Regions from separate parts of the Homo sapiens genome. Here region 1 is linked to region 2. Evidence: chromatin loops called from intact Hi-C (ENCODE). Cell type or tissue: IMR-90. All regions are shown on one strand. Each heading gives the region's core, and the rest is flanking DNA. Links, peaks and the distances in the headings are about the cores only. Region 1 overlaps ISCA1 (iron-sulfur cluster assembly 1). Region 2 overlaps GOLM1 (golgi membrane protein 1).

Evidence for each region. A loop is a pair of places that touch in the nucleus more often than their neighbours do. Peaks named below come from ENCODE experiments on the same cell type or tissue, not always from the same donor. Only the 100,000 strongest peaks of a DNase experiment are listed, where the experiment ranks them.
Region 1: a loop joins it to region 2, with 2.2 times the contacts of the local background. A loop is called at or near these places in 2 of 110 quality-filtered maps.

What each region holds. Positions count from the first base shown.
Region 1 is chr9:86,267,575-86,281,093 of GRCh38, reverse strand. It overlaps ISCA1 (iron-sulfur cluster assembly 1), which reads left to right. Exons shown (of 4, transcript NM_030940.4): 2 at 6,852-6,905; 3 at 8,982-9,087. LOC124902194 (a long non-coding RNA gene) reads left to right here. Exons shown (of 2, transcript XR_007061634.1): 2 at 1-2,877. Among named protein-coding and RNA genes, the nearest start is that of ISCA1, 8.2 kb to the left of the region's middle. In IMR-90, for the core only: no CTCF peak of the experiment used is centred there; no DNase peak of the experiment used is centred there.
Region 2 is chr9:86,033,818-86,045,627 of GRCh38, reverse strand. GOLM1 (golgi membrane protein 1) reads left to right here. Exons shown (of 10, transcript NM_016548.4): 6 at 4,760-4,889; 7 at 9,121-9,280; 8 at 10,003-10,260. Among named protein-coding and RNA genes, the nearest start is that of GOLM1, 60 kb to the left of the region's middle. RefSeq lists an enhancer at 8,783-9,718. In IMR-90, for the core only: no CTCF peak of the experiment used is centred there; DNase peaks (open chromatin) are centred at 4,217 and 6,077.

The DNA of each region.
Region 1 (13,519 bases), core at 1,708-9,707, 240 kb before region 2:
AAGAATTATTCAGAATTCTTCCACTGGTAATGGTAGATCCAGGAAGAGCCAGAAGGTTCAGGAACAGTTTTTGCCTTTTCTTTTTTGCTTTTTAGCAACCCTATTAACTGGGTTTTTTGTTTTTTGTTTTTTGTTTGTTTGTTTGTTTTTGTTTGTTTTGTTTTTGGAGACAGGGTCTCACTCTATCTCCCAGGCTGTAGTTCAGTGGTGCAATCATGGCACACTGCAGCGTCAACCTCCTGGGCCCAAGCGATCCTCCCACCTCAGGCTCCCAAGTCGCTGGGACCACCGGTGTGCACCGTCATGCATGCACCTAGGGTCTCCCTGGGTTGCCCAGGCTGGTCTCGAACTCCTGGGCTCAAGCAGTCCACTGCCTCAGGCTCCCAGTGTGCAGGGATTACAGGTGTGAGCCACCATGCCTGGTCCCTGATGTCTTTCTCCATCACCATTTGACATGTTACCTCTTCCTTCAGAATTTCTTTTTTTTTTTTTTTTTTTTGAGACAGGGTTTCGCTGGGTTGCCCAGGCTGGAGTGCAGTGGCGTGATCTCAGCTCACTGCAGCCTCTGCCTACTGAGTTCAAGCAACTCTCTGCCTCAGCCTCCTGAGTAGCTGGGATTACAGACGCCCACCACCATGCCCAGCTTATTTATTTATTTATTTTTGTATTTTTAGTAGAGATGGGGTTTCACCATCTTCACCAGGCTGGTCTTGGACTCCTGACCTCGTGATCCACTCGTCTCAGCCTCCCAAAGTGCTGGGATCACAGGCATGAGCCACCGTGCCTTGCCCTTCCTTCAGAATTTCTATGTCAGTCCCTTTCTCTCCATTCCTAGTCATTCAGCAGACATTTATCAAGATCTGCTGTGTTTCAAGACAAATGAATGAGTTATACAGTTCCCAGCCTACGGGGCACAGTCGCAGGCCAAGCCTTTGCCACCTCTTACTAGGAGTAATAGCACTGCACATTCTCAGGCTTGGTCTCTCTCCACACTTGCTCCCCTCTGCTTCAGTACATGTTATCATAGCAGTTCTCAAGGTATCCATGTTGCCTGACTCAGCTGTTTTGATTAACTTGCAGGAGTCTACTGTCTGTACTCTGTTGTCCTACTTAAGTATGGCTGACTTTAGAAGCTTCTCAGAAGCTGTACCAGAGAGAAGGCACATCAATGCTGTTTTCCACACAGCCTGTGTTGGTGGGCTTGCAGTCATTTTAGTTCCAGCATTCGTGCCCTAGTCAGGACACTATGGCATGTATTGCTCTTTGTGCTTAGTTTATCATCAGCATGTATCGTCAAGTGCAAAAGTAGTGATGCCGTCAAAGGCCTAATGAATGGAGACAGATAAGAGAGCAAACAAAAGTATACGTAATTCAGTAAAACTGATTGGAAGAGGTAAATGTTACTTGGGTCTAATAAGTAGAGACAGATAAGAGCAAACACAAGTATACCTAATTCAGTAAAACTGATTGGAAGGGATAAATGTTACCTGGATATATAAATTTTGATGTTAGGAATTTGACATGTTGCAACATTTGAAAAGTGCTATATGTGTGGAGTCTACCAGATGTCAACAAAAGGCTAGGAAAAGTAACTGATAATATAACACAGTTCAATGCTGTCATTATCAGATTATCTACATCTTCCCTATTTCCCTACATATCTAGAAATTGACAAGTGGAATTGAACTTGCAGGAGCCAGATGTGATTAAAGAATCTGAAGAGTAAATAGTGCCCTGCTTGCAGACAGATTTATTTCCATCATTGTACAAGTCAGAGCAACTCTAATTTGTAGGACTGGGGTGGATCACAGCTGTGCATTAAAACTCAACCAAGTTCTATGAGAGAATGATGGTGCACAGCCACTATCATTCTTGATGAATTCATTGTGTACGGAAGGTGCCTTAGGGCTTAACTTTCTATTGGAGTCCAGTTGAGAAGCTAGGAAATGCTTAATGCTCAGTAAGGAACTGTGTGTTAGTTCATTGGACTAGAACCAGAAGTCCTTTTGAACAGTGACCAAGCACTAAGATTTCTATACGAAGGCAGTTTAGGAAATACTACACAAGAAGCACTGGAAGTAGCCTAGCAGTCTAACAGTGAAAGAACGGTTAAGTACGTGAGAGTAGATCCTGTTGGTGAAGGATGTAGTCATTGTAAATTATGGTTTTTTTTAAGTTTCAGCGTTATAAATCTTCATTCTTTGACTTATGCTGTGCAAATTATTTAATCTTTAATACCTAAATCACAATGGCAGGAATAAAAAGATGTTACGTTTAAACCATTAAACACTTAGAAGGTGCTCAGTAAATGGTGAATATATGTTTATTACCATGTATCAAATGAAAAAATAATTTGTTAAATTGTTTCAATGGAGGCTGCAAAATTATGTATATATGCCATGATTACAAACCTTTTTCTTTTTAGAGACAGGATCTTCCTCTGTCACCCAGGCTCATATGCAGTGGCATGATCATGGCTTACTGCAGCTTCAAACTCCTGGGCTCAAGCAATCCTTTCACCTCAGCCTCCCAAGTAACTGGGACTACAGGCACATGTCACCTTGACTGCTAATTTTTTTTTTTTAATTTATTGTAGAGACAGGGTCTTGCTCTGTTGCACAGGCTGGTCTCAAACTCCTGGCCTCAAGCCGTCCTCCCACCTTGGCCTCCCAAAGTGCTGGCATTACAGGCATGAGCCACCACACCTGGCCTACAAATATATATTTGTATATTATATGTATTTTGGATGTGTATATACACATATACACAAATAAGAAAAGACAAAAGAGAATGCTTTTGTCTTTTCTTATTTTGACACTCTAATGCCAGCCATGGCTGTTAAAGAATGATTTTAATAAAATACACTGTACTTGTTCACTGGCTCTATTTATTTACCATCTTTTGTTCCCCCAGAAAATTGATATGTTGACATTAAAATGCCATGTTTGTAGAGAAATTAAGTTGTAGTTGTTGGCACATGTTTAGTATGCATAATCACAGAGTTAACTTTAGCTTTGAATTTAATTTAATTTTCTTAAACAGCAAAAAATGAAAATTGCCTGGGGAGTTACTTAAAGAAATACAGGATTGAGAATGAAAAGTTTCTCCTACAAGGATTAGAAAGCGTGTTGCTATGAAGTAGTGATAAAACATTCATCTACAATGCCTTTTCCCTTAATTTTAACAGCGGAAACATCTTGGAAATATATTTATTTTTCAATTAGGCCAAAATACCTTACCTCAAAGATAACCTCTCACTTTAAAAGTCATATTCCTGTGATTTGCATGTGAGTAAAAACCATCATATTTTAGTGGGCTTCAGGAAGCTCTTAAATTTTAAAACATGGGCCAAATCTCAGGTAAGCTATATTCATTAATAGTACATAAATTTCTTGAGAATTACATGTTTCTTAGTTGTTCTGGGAAGTGCACTGGTACTGGCAGGCTGCTAGGCCCTGCAGCATGCTGTGTAGTTGAAGATTTTATGCTGTTTCTCACATGAATTTTACCTAAGCACAAAGTTGCCAGAGTATGTAGACTTAAAGCAGGGTAGGATTCTTAGCCTCTCCCTGGTACTGAGACACAAAAAGTACCTCTTATAGCTCGATTTTTTTTAAGTCCCAACTCTTCCCTTTTAACCACTCTCCCTTGTTCTGAAAATCAGATCAGTCACTTTGAAAGTTCTAAGAACCTTTTCCCTTGGTTGAGTACTGACCTGGGTTGTCCATCATTAGTAACACCCTCCCAGTGGAGTAGGTTTGGTTTTGGCCTGGCACAGGAAAATTAAGACATATTTTAGTTCCTGTAACAGCAGCTTCCCAGGCACACAGGTTCCTGTTGAATGTTACTTTTCCCTTAAAGAGTCCTTCAGTATGAGATGTGAACATCAGCAACTTGGTGATAAGTAGACCAATCCCCACGAATTGCTTTCATTTACTGTATTTAAGTGTTTCCTGCTAAAAGTTGAGAAAATAAGAAAATAGATGACTTTGTAAAACCAAATTAGATAATTTAGAAAACCACTTGGAGATAAAAAAAATTATATATTTGGGGCTGGTAAACGGAGTAGTGTGACAGACACATTTGTTTTGTTTAGATCATGCAGTGGTGTGCCCATCTGTGCCTTTGATCCACTCAGATTAAACCAAGACCACGTTTCAGATTTTAGTTCCCGCGGATATTTTCCATGGCTATGCCTTTTTTTTTTTTTTTTTTTTTTTTTTGAGACAGAGTCTCACTCTGTTTCCCAGGCTGGAGTGCAGTGGCATGATCTCGGCTTACTGCAGCCTCCGCCTCCTGGGTTCAAGCGATTCTCATGCGTCAGCCTCCGGAGTAGCTGGGATTACAGGCGCATGCCATCATCCTCAGCTAATGTTTGTATTTTTAATAGAGACGGGGTTTCACCATGTTGGCCAGGCTGGTCTCAAACTCCTGACTTCAAGTGATCCTTCCACCTTGGCTGACCTCAAGTGATACTTCCACCTCGGCCTCCCAAAGTGTTGGGAATATAGGCATGAGGCACCAGGCCCAGCCAGGCTATGCCTTTTTAAAATAAACTTACAGAAAGCTATTTTTATTTGACAGTAAGTGATTAATTTCTTCAGCATGCACATAGGAAAATATGGTGAAAATTTACATGTGGTTGATAAGAAAGCTAGCTTTTATTGACAATCACTTAGAACAGGGGTCCCCAGTCCCTGCGCTACAGACTGGTACTGGTCCATGGCCTGTTAGGAACAGGGCCTCACAGCAGGAGGTGAGAGCAGCAGGCAAGCCAAGCATTACCACCTAAGCGAGCTCCACCTCCTGTCAGATCATCAGGGGCATTAGATTCTCATAGGAGCACAAACCCTAGTCTGAACTGCAGGTGTGAGGGGCTAGTTTGTGCACTCCTTATGAGAATGATGCCTGATGATCTGTCACTGTCTCTCATCACCCCTAGATGGGGCCATCTAGTTGCAGAAAAACAAGCTCAGGGCTCCCACTGATTGTATATTTTGATGAGTTATATAATTATTTCATTATATATTACAATGTAATAATAGAAATAAAGTGCACAATAAATGTAATGCATTTGAATCATTCAGAAACCATTCCCCTTATCCGTGGAAAAATTGTCTTCCACGAAACCAGTCCTTGATGCCAAAAACATTTGGGACCACTGCTTTAGAAGGGTAATGAGCACTTTAAAAAATAATAACTATTTCTGTAACTATTTAAAGTTGGTATTCTGTGACTCAAAAAACAAAAACAAAACCATAATCCTGCTCTTCCCTGTTTTCTCCTTCCACCCTGTGTGCTACTTCCTGCGTTGGAGGACTGCATGCCTCCTTTTCTGACAGAACCATGGGAAACCATGGGCCTTTAGAGGCCCACCTACTGGTAGTGGTTTGTTTTTTTACAGTGACATGTAATAAGAAATGTATATACACAGATACTATATATTAATAACTGAATTAAAAGTTTTACTAAACAACATTCACGTTTTTAAGTGCAGTGCATTGTTTTCTATTTAAAATGTTTAAGACATGTTGGTCTTCACATTCCAAATTGCTTTCATGCCCTTCTAAACTGGGTCTGTACTGTGTTTAAGCATGCTCATCTAGCTGAGCCCCAACCCCGACAGGGCAGGAGAGCACACTCTAGGGCCATCCATTGGGCTGGCTCTTCCAGGTGTCAGTCCTGGCCTCAGTTTACTACCAAGTCTTAGGTCGTAATATCCAGACTTTGAGACTTCACAAGCAGTCTCAAAGACTTTACTGTACAGTAAAATGTCAGTACAAGGGACTGGAGGGCCTGCAGAGCACTGCCAGCTAGAGGAGCTGATAAAGTAGGAAGGACGCACATAATGTCTTCATTATGATGTACTCTCATAATCATAATAATACTTGGTATTTTTGTGCCTGGCACTGTCCTGAATGCTTTCCATGAGTTTAAATATTTAATCCTCACAAGAATCAGGAGGAGGAGGAACTGTTATCCCTGTTTCACCAGTAAGGGAATAGAAGTCAGAGAAGCCACTTAGGGTGACTGCCCTGGAGGCACAGCTAGGAAGTGGGCCAGGAATGTCGGGGAACAGTCTCCTTCCCAAAGAAGTGGGGTTGGCAACACCGACCTATTTCACACAAACTGTGATGTTTTTCTCATTTTGAGGCCCGCTGAGCTATGTTAAAACAGCATTTCTCTGGGAAACAGCTCCTCCTTGTTCTTATTTCTGTCATTGACTAGCTTAGTTTTGTTCATCTAGATCTCCTGAGATGTTGGTTTAATCCACGTTGAAAAAAATCTATGTGAGCATTTGGTGGGACTGGTGCAAGAAGCACACCCTGGGTTATTTTATGCTGGTAACACTGTTTCCTCAAGCTATGCATTTTGATGGATTAGAAATGGATTGTGAGTAAGAAAAAAAAAAGCAGTAGGATTAATAATCAACAGGAAAAACACCTGAAGGTTGGCCTTCCCAGTGAGATACTTGATTCCTTCATTGGCTCTTTGTCGTAGGCAACATGCTGGTTCCTGGGCATAGAGTTGGTGCACAAAATAGATGCTGCCCAGAAAAATAGCATTTGTAATGTGAGTGAATAGCACCATAGAGAGAAGGACAGGGAACCAACCTGGACTGAGGAGCAAGATTAAAAGGATGTTGCTAGCAGATTTTTTTTTTAAATAAAGAGGATATTTTGAATTAGGTATAGTTTATGTGTTTCTATATAAAGTCCATAAGGTACCCTGGCAAGAATGGAACATAAATTTGTCACATGAATTTGCTAAAGACAGACTTACGAAGACTGATAAATATGAGGCTTTGAATAACAAGTTTTGTAGCTAAAAACATCATTTTCTTTTTTCAGACACCTTCAGCAGTAAACAAGATAAAACAACTTCTTAAAGATAAGCCTGAGCATGTAAGTAAAACCAGTTAATTATTCAGTAAAAAACTGAAGCTGCATTTTCAGAATGAATTTATCCCATGATATACAGTATTATTTCATTTAGGGGTTTTTATTTAAAATGTAAAATATACTCAGGATTTTTAAAAAATTCAAATAATACAAAAGGGTATTTAACTAAAAGGAAGTCATTCTTTCAACCTGACTCTTCGTCGTCATTCTTCCTTCCAAGAAGCAATCTCTTTGGTATCCTTCCAGGGATAATGTATACATTTGAAGCGGCTAGACCTGATTTTCTCAGCCTCCTCACAGTTGACACTTTAGGGCAGATTGTAGAATGTTTGACAGCATCTGTGGCCTCTGTCCATTAGATACCAGTAGTACCCCCTCTTTGCCTCAACCAAAGAATCCACATATGTGGAACCCACCGATACGGAGAGGTGACTGTATAGAGTAAAAGTATGGTGAGTACTATTTCACCAGCAGTTCCTGATTCCACAAAGCTTTGGTTGTCACAACCAAAAATGTCTCCCTGAGGGCAACCACTGGCCTAGACTGGGCTTGTTATTCCTGTGTATATCTCTTCCTACCATAAATTTTTTTGTTACACTTTGCTTTTTACCCTTAATAATGGCTTGAAGATCTTTCCATGTCATTATGTAATGATCTGCCTCCCTTTCTTGGCTGCATGTAGAGTATATTCCATTGAACAAGTTTGAGTTCTTTAACCAGTCCCCATATTAAAGGGTCGTTTTCATTCAGTGCTGCCGCAAACACCATTCAGCAACTATTTAGTGTCTGCAGTGTGCCAGGCTCATTGTTCTAGAACTGTAAGCATGGCTTAGTCCACCTACATAGGATCCATTCCTAGATACAGAATTGTTGAGTTAGGGATGTGTGTATCATCTTAATTGTACATTGTTAGTTGCCGATGGAATGCTGTAAATCATTTCAAGTAATGGATTGCAATATTTAATAATTAGACGGTGGGGTGATTTCTGGTTTCTGTTGTTAACCTACTACATTACAATGTAATGGAAGTTCTCAAACCTACCTTTTAAAATTATTAAATTTCAAAGGATATCAGTGTTCTGATTCAATTTGGATAGACCGATGAGTAGACTACAAATTGGCCTAATGAAACAAGAATTCGGCTTTGTAGAATCAGGAACTGCTGGTGAAATAGTACTTATGATACTTTTGCTGTATACAGTCACCTCTCCGTATCTGTGGGTTCCGCATACGTGGATTCAATCAACCATAGGTCAGAAATATTTGGGAAAAAAATAGAAGGTTGCATCTGTATTAAACATGTACAGACTTTCATTCTCTAAACAATACAGTATAACAACTGTTTATGTAGCATTACATTGTTACAGGTATTCAAGTCCTCCAGAAGTTATTTAAAGTACAGGGGAAGATGTATATAGGTTATATACAAATGCAGTGCCATTTGCATAAGGGACTTGAGTATCTGCAGATTTTTGTATACTCAGTTAGTCCTGGAACCAATTTCCCATGCATACTAAGGGATGACTGTATTTAAATGAAAAATCAGCTCAGCTCTAAGACAGAGAACTTAGGTAGATACTGTTTGAAAATTGCATTAATGTAAACATTGATACTTTTAAAGTGCTGTTTGGTCACTTTTTTAAACTTCTTTTGTCTGTATTGACTGCAGTCTTTTGCTTTCTGGTATTTGAGACTGTACACAAGTCTGCACTATAATTCAGATCCCATGTAGAGGTAGGATTGCCAGATGGTGGACTATGAACCCTGGTGAATCCTAACCATAAGGAAACATTCAGAGGATATCTCACAGAACAAGGTAGAGCAAAGACATTTTAAATAAAGTCCCAGGCTGGACGGGGTGGCTCCTGCCTTGTAATCCCAATGCTTTGAGAGGCCGAGGTGGAAGCGTTATTTGAGTCCACGAGTTTGAGACCAGTCTGGGCTACATAGTGAGACCCTGTCCTACAAAAAATAAGAGAAAGTCCATTTTGGTACGAGGAGGCTACTGTCACTTTATTAGTATAATTGTTTAATCTGTACTACTTTAAAACCAAGTTTATATTTTCACTTCTTTTTCAGGTAGGTGTAAAAGTTGGTGTCCGAACCAGGGGCTGTAATGGCCTTTCTTATACTCTAGAATATACAAAGACAAAAGGAGATTCTGATGAAGAAGTTATTCAAGATGGTGAGTTTTTAACAAACATTTTTTGGGCACATTGTTTTGCCTAAAATTATTAGCCTTGCACAGCACAAAGTAAAAAATAAGGATAGTAGCAGGAATTATGTAAATAATGCTCACTGTGTGTGTAGGTGTTGTTTGATGGAATTTCATGTATTAACTGATTTATACACAATGCTGAATGTGGGTGGTACCATATTATCCCTGTTTTTCTGATGAAGAAACTGAGGCACAGAGGGGTTAAATAGTTTAAGGTCATAATAAGTGGCCTAGTAAAATTCTTTCCAGAGACTGCTCTTAGTAACTAATTGATAAATTATTATATAAGCTTGTTTTAACTATGAAAGATCATCGTTGTGTCCAAAAAGTGAACCAGCCTTAAACCTCACAGTGAACCAACAGTTTTTGTGTAAGCAGTAGTTTTATATCTGTGTCAAATAAGTACGAGTTGAGCATTCCAATCCAAAAATCTGAAATCTGAAATGCTCCCAAATTCAAAACTTTAAAAGTGGGTGCTGACATGACACTCAGAGGAAATGCTCATTGGAGCTTTTTGGATTTGGGATGCTCAAGCAGTAAGTATAATGCAGATACAGTCATACATCACTTAACATTGGAGATACATTCTGAGAAATGTGACGTTAGACAAATATCCTGGGGTGTACTTAGACAAACCTAGACGGTCTGAGAAATGTGACATTGGACAAATATCCTGGGGTGTACTTACACAAACCTAGATGGTAGAGCCTACCATATGCCTCAGCTAGATAATATAACCTGTTGCTCCTAGGCTACAAACCTGTACTGCACGTGACTGTGCTGAATACTGTGCACAGTTCTGACACAATGGTAAGTATTTGTGTAAACGTACCTAAACAAAGAAAAAGTATAGTGAAATTTCTTTTATTATTATTATTATTATTATACTTTAAGTTTTAGGGTACATGTGCACAATGTGCAGCTTAGTTACATATGTATACATGTGCCATGCTGGTGTGCTGCACCCATTAACTCATCATTTAGCATTAGGTATATCTCCTAATGCTATCCCTCCCCCCTCCCCCCGCCCCACAACAGTCCCCAGAGTGTGATGTTCCCTTCCTGTGTCCATGTGTTCTCATTGTTCAATTCCCATCTATGAGTGAGAACATGTGGTGTTTGGTTTTTTGTCCTTGCGATAGTTTACTGAGAATGATGATTTCCAATTTCATCCATGTCCCTACAAAGGACATGAACTCATCATTTTTTATGGCTGCATAGTATTCCATGGTGTATATGTGCCACATTTTCTTAATCCAGTCTATCACTGTTGGACATTTGGGTTGGTTCCAAGTCTTTGCTATTGTGAATAGTGCCACAGTAAACATACGTGTGCATGTGTCTTTATAGCAGCATGATTTGTAGTCCTTTGGGTATATACCCAGTAATGGGATGGCTGGGTCAAATGGTATTTCTAGTTCTAGATCCCTGAGGAATCGCCACACTGACTTCCACAATGGTTGAACTAGTTTACAGTCCCACCACCAGTGTAAAAGTGTTCCTATTTCTCCACATCCTCTCCAGCACCTGTTGTTTCCTGACTTTTTAATGATTGCCATTCTAACTGGTGTGAGATGGTATCTCATTGTGGTTTTGATTTGCATTTCTCTGATGGCCAGTGATGACGAGCATTTTTTCATGTGTCTTTTGGCTGCATAAATGTCTTCTTTTGAGAAGTGTCTGTTCATGTCCTTTGCCCACTTTTTGATGGGGTTGTTTGTTTTTTTCTTGTAAATTTGTTTGAGTTCATTGTAGATTCTGGATATTAGCCCTTTGTCAGATGAGTAGGTTGTGAAAATTTTCTCCCATTTTGTAGGTTGCCTGTTCACTCTGATGGTAGTTTCTTTTGCTGTGCAGAAGCTCTTTAGTTTAATTAGATCCCATTTGTCAATTTTGGCTTCTGTTGCCATTGCTTTTGGTGTTTTAGACATGAAGTCCTTTCCCATGCCTATGTCCTGAATGGTAATGCCTAGGTTTTCTTCTAGGGTTTTTATGGTTTTAGGTCTAACGTTTAAGTCTTTAATCCATCTTGAATTAATTTTGGTATAAGGTGTAAGGAAGGGATCCACTTTCAGCTTTCTGCATATGGCTAGCCAGTTTTCCCAGCACCATTTATTAAATAGAGAATCCTTTCCCCATTGCTTGTTTTTGTCAGGTTTGTCAAAGATCAGATAGTTGTAGATATGCGGCGTTATTTCTGAGGGCTCTGTTCTGTTCCATTGATCTATATCTCTGTTTTGGTACCAGTACCATGCTGTTTTGGTTACTGTAGCCTTGTAGTATAGTTTGAAGTCAAGTAGCGTGATGCCTCCAGCTTTGTTCTTTTGGCTTAGGATTGACTTGGCGATGCGGGTTTTTTTTTTGGTTCCATATGAACTTTAAAGTAGTTTTTTCCAATTCTGTGAAGAAAGTCATTGGTAGCTTGATGGGGATGGCATTGAATCTATAAATTACCTTGGGCAGTATGGCCATTTTCACGATATTGATTCTTCCTACCCATGAGCATGGAATGTTCTTCCATTTGTTTGTATCCTTTTTTATTTCATTGAGCAGTGGTTTGTAGTTCTCCTTGAAGAGGTCCTTCACGTCCTTTTTAAGTTGGATTCCTAAGTATTTTATTCTCTTTGAAGCAATTGTGAATGGGAGTTCACTCATGATTTGACTCTCTGTTTGTCTGTTATTGGTGTATAAGAATGCTTGTGATTTTTGTGCATTGATTTTGTATCCTGAGACTTTGCTGAAGTTGCTTATCAGCTTAAGAAAATTTTGTAAAAGATCAAATGTGGTCGGGTGTGTTAACACAAGCCTGTTGTCCCAGCTACTCAGGAGACTGAGGCAGGAGGATTCCTTGAGTGTAGGAGTTCAAGAATGTAGTGCACTGGCCAGGCGTGGTGGCTCACCTGTGTAATCCCAGCACTTTGGGAGGCCGAGGTGGGTGGATCATGAGGTCAGGAGTTCACGACCAGCCTGGCCAACATGGTGAAACCCCATCTCTACTAAAAATACAAAAAATTAACTGGGTGTGGTGGCACACGCCTGTAGTCCCAGCTACTGGGAGGCTGAGGCAGGAGAATCGCTTGAACCCCAGGAGGCGGAGGTTGCAGTGAGCCGAGACCATGCCATTGCACTCCAACCTGGGTGAAAAAGTGAGACTCTGTCTCAAAAAAGAAAAAAAGACATCATAGTGCACTGTGTTCTTACCTGTGAATAGCCACTGCCCTTAAGCCTGGGCAACATAGCGAGACCTCCATCTCTTAAAAAAAAGAAAAAAAAAGGAAGAAGAAGAAGAAAATAAAACATGGTACACCTGTTTGTGGCAGTTACCATGCATGGAACTTGCAGGACTGGAAGTTGTCCGCGTGAGTCAGTGAGTGAGTAGGGAGTGATAAGTGAATGTGAAAGCCTAGGACGTTCCTCCGTAGTACTATAGACCTTATAAACCTTGTACACTTAGTCTTCAATAATAAATTAACCTTAGTTTACTGAAACTTTTTTACTTTGTAAGCTTTGGGGTTTTTTTTTTTTTTTTTGACTCTTTTGTGATAACATTAGCTTTGAAACACATTGTACAAATAACAAAAATTTTTTACGTTCTTATTCTATAAGCTTTTCTCTATTTTTAATTTTTTCTTTATAAACATTTTAATTAAAAACTAAGACAAAAACACACGTATTAACTTAGGCCTCCACAGGGTCAGGTTCATCAATATCCCTGTCTTCCACCACCTCCCCTCATCCCATTGGAAGGCCGTCAGGGGCAGTAACACTCATGGAGTTGTCATCTTCTGTGATAATGATGCCTTCTTCTGGATACCTCCTGAAGAACCTGCCTCAGGCTGTTTCACGGTTAACTTTTTTTTTTATAAGTAGAAGTACACTCTAAAATTTTAAACAATAAAAAGTATAGTAAATACATAAAGCAGTAACATAACCATTTATTATCATTATCAAGTATTATGTAGTGTACATAATTGAACATGCTTAGACTTTTATATGACTGGCAGTATAGGTTTGTTTACACCAGCATCACCACAAACACCTGAGTAATGGGTTGTCTTGTGATATTATGGTGGCTACAGCATTGCTAGGCAATGGGAATTTTCAGCTCCATTATAATCCTTTTTTTTTTTTTTTTTTTAATTTGAGATGGTCTCGCTCTCTCACCCAGGCTGGAGTGCAGTGGTGTGATCTCGGCTTGCTGCAACCTCCACCTCCCTGGTTCAAGCGATCCTCCCACCTCAGCCTCCCAAGTAGCTGGGATTATAGGCGCCCACCACCATGCCTGGTTCATTTTTGTATTTTTAGTGGAGCTGTATTATCAACTCATGTTTTTGAGGAATCCTGTATTTCCAATTTTTATTCAAAGCTATTTATTATAATTTAATTTATAATTAAAATT
Region 2 (11,810 bases), core at 1,816-9,815:
TCTCAGCTCACTGCAACCTCCATCTCCCAAGTTCAAGCAGTTCTCATGCCTCAGCCTCCTGAGTAGCTGGGACTACAGGTGCCCACCACCACACCCAGCTAATGTTTGTATTTTTTTAGTCGAGATGGAGTTTCACCATGTCAGCCAGGCTGTTCTTGAACGCCTGACCTCAGGTGATCCACCTGCCTTGGCCTCCCAAAGTGCTGGGATTACAGGTGTGAGCCACTGTGCCCGGCCATATTCTTAGTCACAAACATTTTATTTTATTTTATTTTTTGAAACAGAGTCTTGCTCTGTCACCCAGGCTGGAGTGCAGCGGTGCAATCTCAGCTCACTGCAACCTCTGCCTCCCAGGTTCAAGCAGTTCTCCAGCCTCAGCCTCCTGAGTAGCTGGGACTACAGGCGCCCACCACCACGCCCGGGGTTTCTACTAAAACCCTGTCATTGGTCAGGCTGGTCTCAAACTCCTGACCTCATGATCTGCCTGCCTCAGCCTCCCAAAGTGCTGGGATTACACGCATGAGTCACCGCACCCAGCCACAAAAATTTTATTTATAAAAGTAAAATTAGATAGACATGCGATGATAAAAGGGATTTTAAGGATAAAAATATCCATTGCCATAATTTGTCTCCTAAATAATGACAACACATTAGCTATAGCCTCTTTTTTTTTTGAGATGGAGTTTCACAGCTCGTTTCCCAGGCTAGAGTGCAGTGGTACGATCTCAGCTCACTGCAACCTCTGCCTCCCTGGTTCAAGTGATTCTCCTGCCTCAGCCTCCCGAGTAGCTGGGATTATGGGCACGTGCCACCACACCTGGTTAATTTTTGTATTTTTAGTAGAGATGGGGTTTCACCTTGTTGGCTAGGCTGGTCTCGCACACCTGACCTCAAGTGATCTGCTCGTCTTCGCCTCTCAAAGTGCTGGGATTACAGGTGTGAGCTACTGTGCCCGGCCAGCCTCTTATTTTTTAATTTTTAAATTTAAAAAATTACATTACTTGCATTATATTTAAAACATCCGTATAGCTCCTAATTGTCTTAAAAATTACCATTTTGGATTATTTCCTTCTAAAAGGCTCATCTGTAGTTTAGCTTGTTGCTGGGTGTGAATTGTCAAATTGCATTCTGAAAGGATTTGAGCCATCTGTGTGGTCACCAGCAACCTGGGAGAATCAGTTGCCTCACGTGCATTGCGTTCTTCGGCATTTCCATGTTCCTCCAAAACATTGTCCACCTGCCGTAATATCTTCCTACTAACTTTATAACCACATACAACTGAAAACATGAAGCCCCAAGTACACGTCTCTGTAGAGGACATGAGCAGCCAGTCAATAGAAGGGAAATGTGATTGTCACTTGTGTGTGGAATCTTATTCAGCTATGCCAGTGGTTCTCACGTGGGGGCAGTCTTGTCCCCAGTAGGCCTTTGGCAATGTTTGGAGACATTTTTGTCTGTCATGGCTTACAAGGAGGCTGCTACTGGCATCTAGTGGGTAGAGGTCAGGGACACTGCTAAACATCCTATAATCCACAAGACAGCTTCCCACAGTCACGTTTTATCTGGCCTAAAACATATACAGTGCTAAGGTTGAGAAACCTTGAGTTAGGCTCATAATTAAAGAATTGCATTTAGACAGAAATGAAGTACCTCAGTCTTATTATTCATCCTTAAAGAAACCTTAATGCAAATATTTCCCTCATATAGATTGAAACACAAAAAGCCATAAATGGCCTCACTTGATAAATGTTGGCCGAGAAGGTTTTGACCTAGCTGGCAATCAGTCAGGATCCAGTGACAGGGAAGGAATCTCTGCTCCCCATGTAGGAAAGCTTGGGCCGAGGCGATGGGTGGACACCTCTGAGCTGGGCTGGAGACACATGTAGGATGCACTCCTTTTGCTCCTGGCAGGTTGATACCTAGATTGAAAGCTCTTTCTGGCTGACTGTGCCTATTTCACTACTTGTGCCCAAGGCCGTGTACCAGATATGCAGTGCTTCCCAGGGATAATGTTCGTGGAGTGTTGGAAGCAAAAAAAAGCTAGTTATTCTTCACTTTCTTTGGATTATAGGCCCTTTTAGAGAATCTGATAAAAAGTACGAACACTTTGTTAGCAAACTTATAAATGGACACCTGCCTAAAGTGTGCAATTTGTGCAAATTATATGGGCCTCTGAAACATATCTGCACGCCCTCCCTTAAAACATCCTGTCTGGTCTAATCCTTCTATAGAAGGCAGTGCCGAGAACACAAAAGCTGATGGAGAGGCCAGGTTTCCTGATGTACAAGGTAGTGTTCTTTCCGTTTGAATCAGTCAGCACACATCCCACTTTTTACTCTCCTACACCTGTGGCAGGCATCACTAAGCAATCACTGCACTCCATCCGAAAATAGCCTTGCGTTCTTTCTCCCTGAAGCACCTGGAGTCAGCACATGAGATGAACCGCTCGCCATCTCATCTCCCTGCTATGAGGAGACAGTTTCCAATGTTGACACTGGCATATAAAGTAATACAGTGATGGTCGGTGCCCTGGGTGATGGGATCACCTGCCCTGATAGATCCTTGTACTTGAACACATTCCATCAGTGGTACTCTGGCCATCAATTGCACCAGTTAGAATAATCACTAGTGGCCAAGTCCTGTATTCCTCTCCAATTTAGCTCCAGTTAGTGCTGGAATATTTGCCACTTACATGTAAGAAAAAGCCAACCTAAGTCCTCAGGAAGAAACACTGTCACAATCTGCATGACCTTTGTCTCAGAATTGAGGATGGAGGTAGTTTGTTCCTGGCTCTCAAGTTGGAACATGGAAAGCCCCAGTTGATCTGCAAGGCTGTGAGATAAAGGCTCTTCGTACTTGATTTTAGCAGGGCTGGGAGCAGGTGCAATCAGTACTTCCCTTTTGCAGGTTTAAAGGTTCAGGGATAGCAAACGACCTGCTCATTTAGTTCTACAGTATACAGACAGCTTTTTGTTCGCTATGTTTCAGCTCCTGTGCACTAATCTACCACCTGTGGCTTGTATATTTGTGAGAATTGTATTTAAATGAAATTTTCACCTGATCTGTCAGCTGTTCAAGGTCAGGAACTCGGCACTGCATTATTTCCATAGCACCTGGTTCCCTTCTCTGTGTGTGGTACATTGTGACCCAGTGGTGCTTTGAACTCAAGGGTATATTCCAAGAGTCAGAGGTTGATGTAGTACTCACTCACATTTGGCTCTGAAATGCCTGCAACTCAGAAAAGGTGAGCTGTGTGGTGGAGAGGGCACAACAGTAAGGAGCCCTGGAGTCTGGCTTCAGTTTCCACCTCCCTCTGACCCTGGTCCATGCCAGACAACCATGTCACCCCTTAGTATTCTTATTTGCAAAACGAGTGGGTAATTCTCTTAATTACTTCATAGCTCTGGCACTTGTCAAAATACTCTTAAAATAAATCCAGGCAGCAAGCTGAAGCAATGCAATAGCAATTCAACCGAGTGTCCTCCAGTTCAAGTTTTGTTTTGTTTTTTTTGAGACGGAGTCTCGCTCTGTCGCCCAGGCTGGAGTGCAGTGGCGCGATCTCGGCTCACTGCAAGCTCCGCCTCCCGGGTTCACGCCATTCTCCTGCCTCAGCCTCCCGAGTAGCTGGGACTACAGGAGCCCGCCACCATGCCCAGCCAATTTTTTGTGTTTTTAATAGAGACAGGGTTTCACCGTGTTAGCCAGGATGCTCTCCATCTCCTGACCTCGTGATCCACCGCCTCAGCCTCCCAAAGTGCTGGGATTACAGGCGTGAGCCACTGCGCCTGGCCCCAGTTCAAGTTTTGATACTACCCACTTAGCACAGACCCCCTAGGTTAAGGGGCTCCCTCCCATACTACTGCTCCCACCTCAGATGCCAGCCACAAGTCTTGATGTGTCCCCTAGCCACCCTCACTTCTGCCTGGCTGGCTACAGCTTTAGGGTTACCCGCCACCCCCTCAGTTTGATAATTTGCCAGGATGACTGTCACATGATTCAGGAAAGCTGTTTTGACTTTTACAGAACAGCCCAGTGGTAGAGTCCTAAGGTGAGGGCAGGCGCCGGGGGGAGACAGGAACGGCTGCCCTGTGGAGTCAGCCGCCCCCATCCAGTGCATCGTTAGGCTCCCCAGCCAGAAAGCTCCCCAAGCCTTCTGGTCCGGAGTTTGTCTGAGTGTTTTATGTAGGCATGATTGATTACACCATCGGCCACAGGGTTGAACTCAATCTCCACTCCTCCCTTCCCTGGAGGAGGTGGAGCTGAAAGTTCCAACTTTCCAGTCATGTGGCTAGTTCCTCTGGCAGTCAGCCTCTGTCCTGAAACTATCTGACGCCCATCCTTCCCCACCTCCAAGACCCCCTTATTAGTATAAACTCAAGTATGGTCCAGAGGGGCTTGTGAATCGCCAGATATCCACTCAGGAACTTCCAAGGCTTTTAAGAGCTCTGTGCCAGTAGCCAGGGACAAAGACCAATACATATTTTTTTTATTATTCTACAGATTGTATGTTAAAAAAAAATTTTCTGCCTAATCAGTAAAGTTCACTGTTTTAGAACAATGGGATGATGATTTTTAGTGTGTTTCTTTTGGTCATTTAATTGTTGAACACACACCCGTGTTGCCCTGTCTTAAGTGCCCTCTTCAGATGAAGTGCCTGAAGCAGGAAGAGGGTCTGTGTCTCTTATGGAAGTGGATGTCACCGTCCAGCAGAGACACAGTCATAGACGTCAGGCCCTTCCTTTGCTTTCTTTCACCAAAGGAGCCAGTGCATCAATCAGATGAAGGAGGTGAAGGAACAGTGTGAGGAGCGAATAGAAGAGGTCACCAAAAAGGGGAATGAAGCTGTAGCTTCCAGAGACCTGAGTGAAAACAACGACCAGAGACAGCAGGTAACTGGGGAATTTTTGCCAAGAGTTTCTAGAAGGTACCCCTATCTTCAGGCATTTTGTTTCTTTTATGTGCCGCCTGGCTTTCTCTGGATTCTGCCCTCCTTTGCGGGCTTGGCTCCCTGAGATATAACAGAGCAGAACCTGGTACTGGGATGACTGGACCCTAACCAAGGGTTCTGACCTCCAGCCCCGCTTCACAAGCTCAGGGCTTTACGGGAATTATCGTATTTAAAGCTCGCAGCCAGCCTGGGAGAGAGTTGCTGTTTTCCTGACTTGAGGACCCCAGCCCCATGGGAGGGGTTAAGTTCTGTGGCCAGTGTCACACCACCTGGTCAGTGGTAGAGCCCATCAAGACCTCAGGTCTGGCCGACTCCATGTCTCGTGCTGTCATTCCACCTCCTGTGCAGAGCACAGCCCACGAAGCTGCTGCTTGAAGCCTTCTGGGTGATCTTTGAGTAGTTTTTTAAAAATATAGCAGCTTTATTAAGATATAATTTGCATTCCCTATGATTCACCCATAGAAAATTTACAATTCATGGGTTCTGAGTATATTCACAAAGTTATGCAGCCATCACCACAGTCAATTTCAGAACATTTTTATTGGCACAAAAGAAACCGTGTATCCCTTAGTTCTCTCTTCAGTCCCCACAGCCCTAGACAGCCAACTGCTAATGTACTTTGTGTCTCTTGATTTGCCTAATCTGGACAATTTCCTGTCAATAGAATCATATATGTGTGGCCTTTTGTGTCTGACTTTTTTTTTTTTTTTTTGAGAGGGCATCTCGCTCTCTCACCCAGGCCAGAGTGCAGTGGCGCGATCTCAGCTCACTGCAGCCTCTGCCTCCCAGGTTCAAGCGATTCTCCTGCCTCAGCCTCCCGAGTAGCTGGGATTACAGGCACCCACCACCACACCTGGCTAATTTTTGTATTTTTAGTAGAGACGGGGTTTCATCATGTTGGCCAGGCTGGTCTTGAACGGCTGACCTCAAGTGATCCACCCACCTCGGCCTCCCAAAGTGCTGGGATTACAGGCGTGAGCCACCACGCCCGGACTGTCTGGTATCTTTGACTGAGTATGAATACCTCAGGGCTCATCGGGGTTGCAGCATGTGTCTGTACTGCATTCCCTTTAATGGCTGATTAATCCATCCTGTGGATAGACCACATGTGGATTATTCATCATCAGTTGATGGGCATTTGGAGTGTTTCCATGTTTTGGCTATTATGAATAATGCCGTATGAACATGAAGCTTTTGTGTGGTCATATGTTTTCATTTCTCTTGGTTAATACCTAGGAGTGGAACTGCTGGGTTATATGGTAATCTATATTTAACCTATTGAGGAACTCCCAGACTTCTTCCAAAGTGGCCATACCATTTTCGACTGCCACCAGTAGTTTATGAGGGCTCCAGTTTCTTCACATCCTTGCCAACTCTTGATACTACCTTTTTCATGATACCCTTCCTAGCAGGTGTGGAGTGGCAGCTCGTTGTTTGGGTTTGCATTTCCCTAATAACTGTGATATCCCTGATGATATTCAGCATCTTTTCACATGTTTCATTGGCCATTTGTATATCTTCTTTGAAGAAATGTCTATTTGGGTCCTTTGCTCATTTTTTAATTGAGTTATTTTTATTATTGAATTGTAAGAGTTTTTAAAATCTATTTTATTAAAGATATATGATAATGGATATATGATTTGCAAGTTTTTTTTCCCAATTCTGTGGGGTTTTTCACTTTCTTGCTGGTGTTTAGTTGAAGCACAGAAGTTCTTAATTTTGACAAAATCCCCATTTTATTTATTTTTTCTTTTGTTGTGTGTTCTTGGTATTATATCTAGTAACACTTTGCCTGACCCAAGATCTTGAAGATTTACTGTTACATTTTCTTCTCAGAGTTTTATCGTTCTTAGTTCTTACGTTTAAGCCTGTGATTCATTTTCAGTTAATTTAATTATTGCATATGGTGTGAGGTAGAGCTCCCACTTCATTCTTGTGTGTGTGCGGTTATCAAGTTGTCTCAGTAATCACTTGTTGAAAGAAAGACTGCTTTTCCCCCACTGAATTGTCTTGGCACCTTTGTCAGAAATCAGTGTGCTGTAAGTATGAGGGTTTTTAGTGAGCCTGAGTGTTTTAGTGAGCCTGAGTCCCTTGGCTGTGAATGTCCCCTATGCTTCTCTTCAGTACCCACTCCCTACCCCAGTGGGACAAAGTGGCTGGAATGGGCTGGAGTTGAGTAGCTTCCTTCTCCCACGTGGAAGTCTAGAGCTTACTGGAGTTGGGTGTTTCATTCCCCCAGGTCAGTTAGGCTCAGATAATATGCCCGCAGGAGCTCTGGGTAATGCGCTCCTCGTGAGGGCCGGCCTGGTTAAGGAGAATAGAGCACTCTGGCCTGTTTCAGAATGGTTCCTTTCCCCGCCACACTGCTGGAAGCACAAGCCGATTTTTCTCTGATGTTCACTGAGAGCCTTTCTCTAATATTCACTGAGAGCCTGGTTGAGCTCCTAGGGGTAAAACTCATAAGTATGGGAGTCCCTTATGACTGGGGCAGGTTTTTTCTTTTTCTTTTTTTTTTTTTTCTTTTGGTGTTGGAGTTTTGCTTTTATCGCCCAGGCTGGAGTGCAATGGCGCAATCTTGGCTCACCACAACCTCTGCCTCCCGGGTTGAAGCAATTCTCCTGCCTCAGCCTCCCGAGTAGCTGGGATTACAGGCATGCGCTACCACACCTGGCTAATTTTGTATTTTTTAGTATATCGGGGTTTCTCCATGTTGGTCAAGCTGGTCTTGAACTCCCGACCTCAGGTGATCAGCCCGTCTCAGCCTCCCAAAGTACTGGCATTACAGGCATTAGCCACCACGCCTGGCTGGGGCAGGTTTTTAACTCTCAGACTCATCCACACTGAGCCTCAAACAGTTCATAAATGACAGGGTCAGGCTCTCCCACCCTGACACCAGTTCCCGTGGTGATGTCTGCCCAAGCCTGTCCTGGTGAGCCGGGACTCTCTGTATTGGGCTGTCTGTCTCCAGGCTTAAGGACAGTGATTTACACTCTGTCCTCACCTCTCCTATGGATCCAAGAAGAGCTGATAACTTTTCAGTCTGTTTAGTTTTTTACTTGTTAGGACTAAGTGGTGACTTTTAAGCTTCTCACGTGAGGAACAGAAAACTGGAAGTCTTCTAATACAGATGCTTGAAGGTGTACATTTCTTCTAAGCACTGCTGGAGCTGCTTCCCATAAGTTTTGGTATGCTGTGTTTTTGTTTTGTGGCAAAGCATTTTCTTTTTTTTTTTTTTTTTTTTGAGAGACAGTCTCGCTCTGTCGCCCCAGGCTGGAATGCAATGGCATGATCTTGGCTCACTGCAACCTCCACCTCCCAGGTTCAAGCGATTTTCCTGCCTCAGCTGGAAATCACCTCCTTGCCTCACCTCCCAAGTAGCTGGAATCACAGGTGCCTGCCACCACACCTGGCTAATTTTTGTATTTTTAGTAGAGATGGGGTTTCACCATGTTGGCAAGGCTGGTCTCAAACTTCTGACCTCTGGTGATCTGCCTGCCTCGGCCTCCCAAAGTGCTGGGATTACAGGTGTGCGCCACCGCGCCTGGCTGTCCAAGCATTTTCTAATTTGTGTTGTGGTTTATTGTTGGACTCACTGGTTATTTAGGAGTGTGTTGTTTAATTTCCAAATATTTGCAAATGTCATAAGTTTCATCCTGTTATTGATTTATAATCCATTCCATTTCTATTAATTTACTTTGTGTGATTTTAGTTAAATATTTAAGTGTATGGAGGCTTGCTTTGTGGCCTGCCATTTGTCCATCCTGGAAAATATTGTGTGTGTGCCTGAGAAGCAGGTGTGTTTGCCCTTGCTAGGCTGAGGGTTCTGCAGATGTTTGTTTCGTCAAGGAGTATTGTGTCGTTCATGTCTTTTTTGTTGTTGATCTTCCGCCTAGGTATTTTATTATTCCGTAAATGCTTCCTCTCAGCAGAATCACTGCCCAGTTTTATTCTGTATTGACAGTACTTTCTGGGAGACCTTGACTCAACCTCTTGTCTTCTGATTTACGCCACATGACCAGGGCGTGACCAGAGTAGACTGTGGCGTTTCTCGGGGTCTTGGTTGGAAGGATATGGTGGTGGGATTGGTGGGATTCATTGCATTGGTAGGATTCTTTTACGGCTTCTGTTCACAGAGCCCTGCCCTGGCTGGCTGTCCTGTGCTTCTGTTTCAGCTCCAAGCCCTCAGTGAGCCTCAGCCCAGGCTGCAGGCAGCAGGCCTGCCACACACAGAGGTGCCACAAGGGAAGGGAAACGTGCTTGGTAACAGCAAGTCCCAGACACCAGCCCCCAGTTCCGAAGTGGTTTTGGATTCAAAGAGACAAGTTGAGAAAGGTAAGCAGAGCCCAGCAGTTGCCCTGTTCCCAGCTCTCCAGAGCCCCATCAGAGGAAGCAGTCCCAGCGAGCTGCTGAGGCAGTCAGTGAACCCGGCAGCGGCGCAGCCAGGAGCAGGGACGTGTCTCTCTGGGCCCCTGGAATTGGGGCTTTGGGGCTTCTCTGACAGATGTCTCCTCCTTGTAAACGAAGTGCCTTGTTCCTGGGCAGCTGTGTAGAGAAAGGCCCAGGCTGCACCTTTATGCAGGACATTGGTGGGCTTGTGGGACTCGGGGGAGGCGGCTGAGCCCCAGACACTGGGAACCAGGAGGCTGCTGTGTCTGTGAGCAAGCCCTGGGTGGGCCTGCCTGCCCTGGCTCCCAAGTGCTTGCTCCAGCGGACCCGATGATCAGGTCACTCAGCAGGATACCCTTTTCCCTTTGTACCTTGTCAAGGTAATTTAGTCCAGGTGTTTTTTTTTTTTTGTTTTGTTTTTTTTTTTGGTAAGCTACTTTTCCCTTTGTCGCGGTTCTGACGATGAGCTGCAGGCACAGAAAGGCCTGCAGTCTGTGGCTGAGGTCACAAAAGGAGCTACCTGGTTGTTCTCCTGTGTGCAGCCCACCCCACCCCCACTCCTTGGGAAGGCTCTGGGAATTGAGTGGCACCAGGTTTTGCTTTTTTTTTTTTTTTTTTTTTTAAATCAAATGCTGGCAAGGTCACAGCTAACTGTGTTCTGTGCACAGAGGAAACCAATGAGATCCAGGTGGTGAATGAGGAGCCTCAGAGGGACAGGCTGCCGCAGGAGCCAGGCCGGGAGCAGGTGGTGGAAGACAGACCTGTAGGTGGAAGAGGCTTCGGGGGAGCCGGAGAACTGGGCCAGACCCCACAGGTGCAGGCTGCCCTGTCAGTGAGCCAGGAAAATCCAGAGATGGAGGGCCCTGAGCGAGACCAGCTTGTCATCCCCGACGGACAGGAGGAGGAGCAGGAAGCTGCCGGGGAAGGTGGGTGTGAAGTTTCGGGGGCCGCTGTGGACTCCCTTCCACCAGACACCCAGCCCACCTCCATGTCCTTCCCAGCACCAACATATCACCCTGAATTTTACCAAACAGCAGTCCACAATTTGCCAATTCCTTTTCGTTTGAAGGTTTCTTATTCGTTATCAAGAGGGAGGCAGGAAGGAAGAGCAGCATATGCTCTAGAACTCGAGGTTTTAGATGCAATATTGGCAGGGAGTCGAGGGGACCTTGCAAGTGGATGGCCTGCAGATGGGTGCTTAGCATCAAGTGGACGCCCCCTCCTGGCAGGCAGGCCACATGCCCCATTTTTGTATGTCCACCGTCGTGCAGTGTCTGGTGCCATTTAGACAATCAGTGCCTAGTGAATGAATGAAGGAAGGAAGGAAGGAATATTGGGTAGATGAAGGTTAATGCATATGTGAACATTGAGAAAAAATGACATGTGAATCACTCCTTTTTGGTTTGGTTGACTCTTTTCTTTTTAAAGAAATAAAGGGTAGGAATTGGAGATCAACCGACTATTCCAGGATGTATTTCAGTCCCTTCAGATATGGAAAATGTCCTTCCCACCTGAGCCAGGAACACTTCTGAGGACATGACACCTGCGCTCTGGGGTGGACCAAGTCACAGAAGTTGGAGAATACACTTATTTGCAGAAGTTACCTTGATTCCATTTAAATCTAATTTTCACTTCAGTGTCTTACTGAAGAACGTGTCCTTCCAAGTTCCAGTTAAAGAATTGGATTTTGTCAGCCTCCCCCTAAGTATCCCTGCTCTGTCCTTGTGTTCCGTGCTCACCCAGCAAGAAGATGCTTGTGGTGTGTGAGGCGGGGAGATCTCACTGGCTCGCTCAGCCTGTGGCGCTCCAGTGTCAGACCCCTCAGCGGCTGGTCACAAAGCGTAACAAAGGTGGGCCTGAGATGCCACAGTGCCTGCAGGATGCACCTGCTTCTAGATGCAGGTGTGGTGACCTCATTTGAAGAAACGCGGTGGACACATAGGCCTGTGCAGTTTCCACCCCAGGCAGTGAGCCAGAGAAAGAGACTAGAGCTGCTTTTCCAGGTGTGCACTTTTAAAAAAGATTTTGTTTGGCCGGGCGCAGTGGCTCATGCCTGTAATCCCAGCACTTTGAGAGGCCGAGGTGGGCGGATCATGAGGTCAGGAGTTCAAGACCATCCTGGCCAATATGGTGAAACCCCATCTCTTCTAAAAATACAAAAATTAGCTGGGCATGGCAGCACGTGCCTGTAATCCCAGCCACTCGGGAGGCTGAGGCAGGAGAATCGCTTGAACCCCGGAGGCGGAGGTTGCAGTGAGCCGAGATTACGCCACCGCACTCCAGCCTGGGCGACAGAGTGAGACTCCATCTCAAAAAAAAAAAAAAAAAGATTTTGTTTACCAGCCTGCATACACATATAAAATATGTAAGTTAAACCCTTTGAGTAGGTCTCTTGAAAGCCTTTTGTCCTCATCTTCTCTGGCTGCTGCCCACTCCAGGGAAGAATAGAGTAATGGGTGCTCTCATGCTCTAAGTA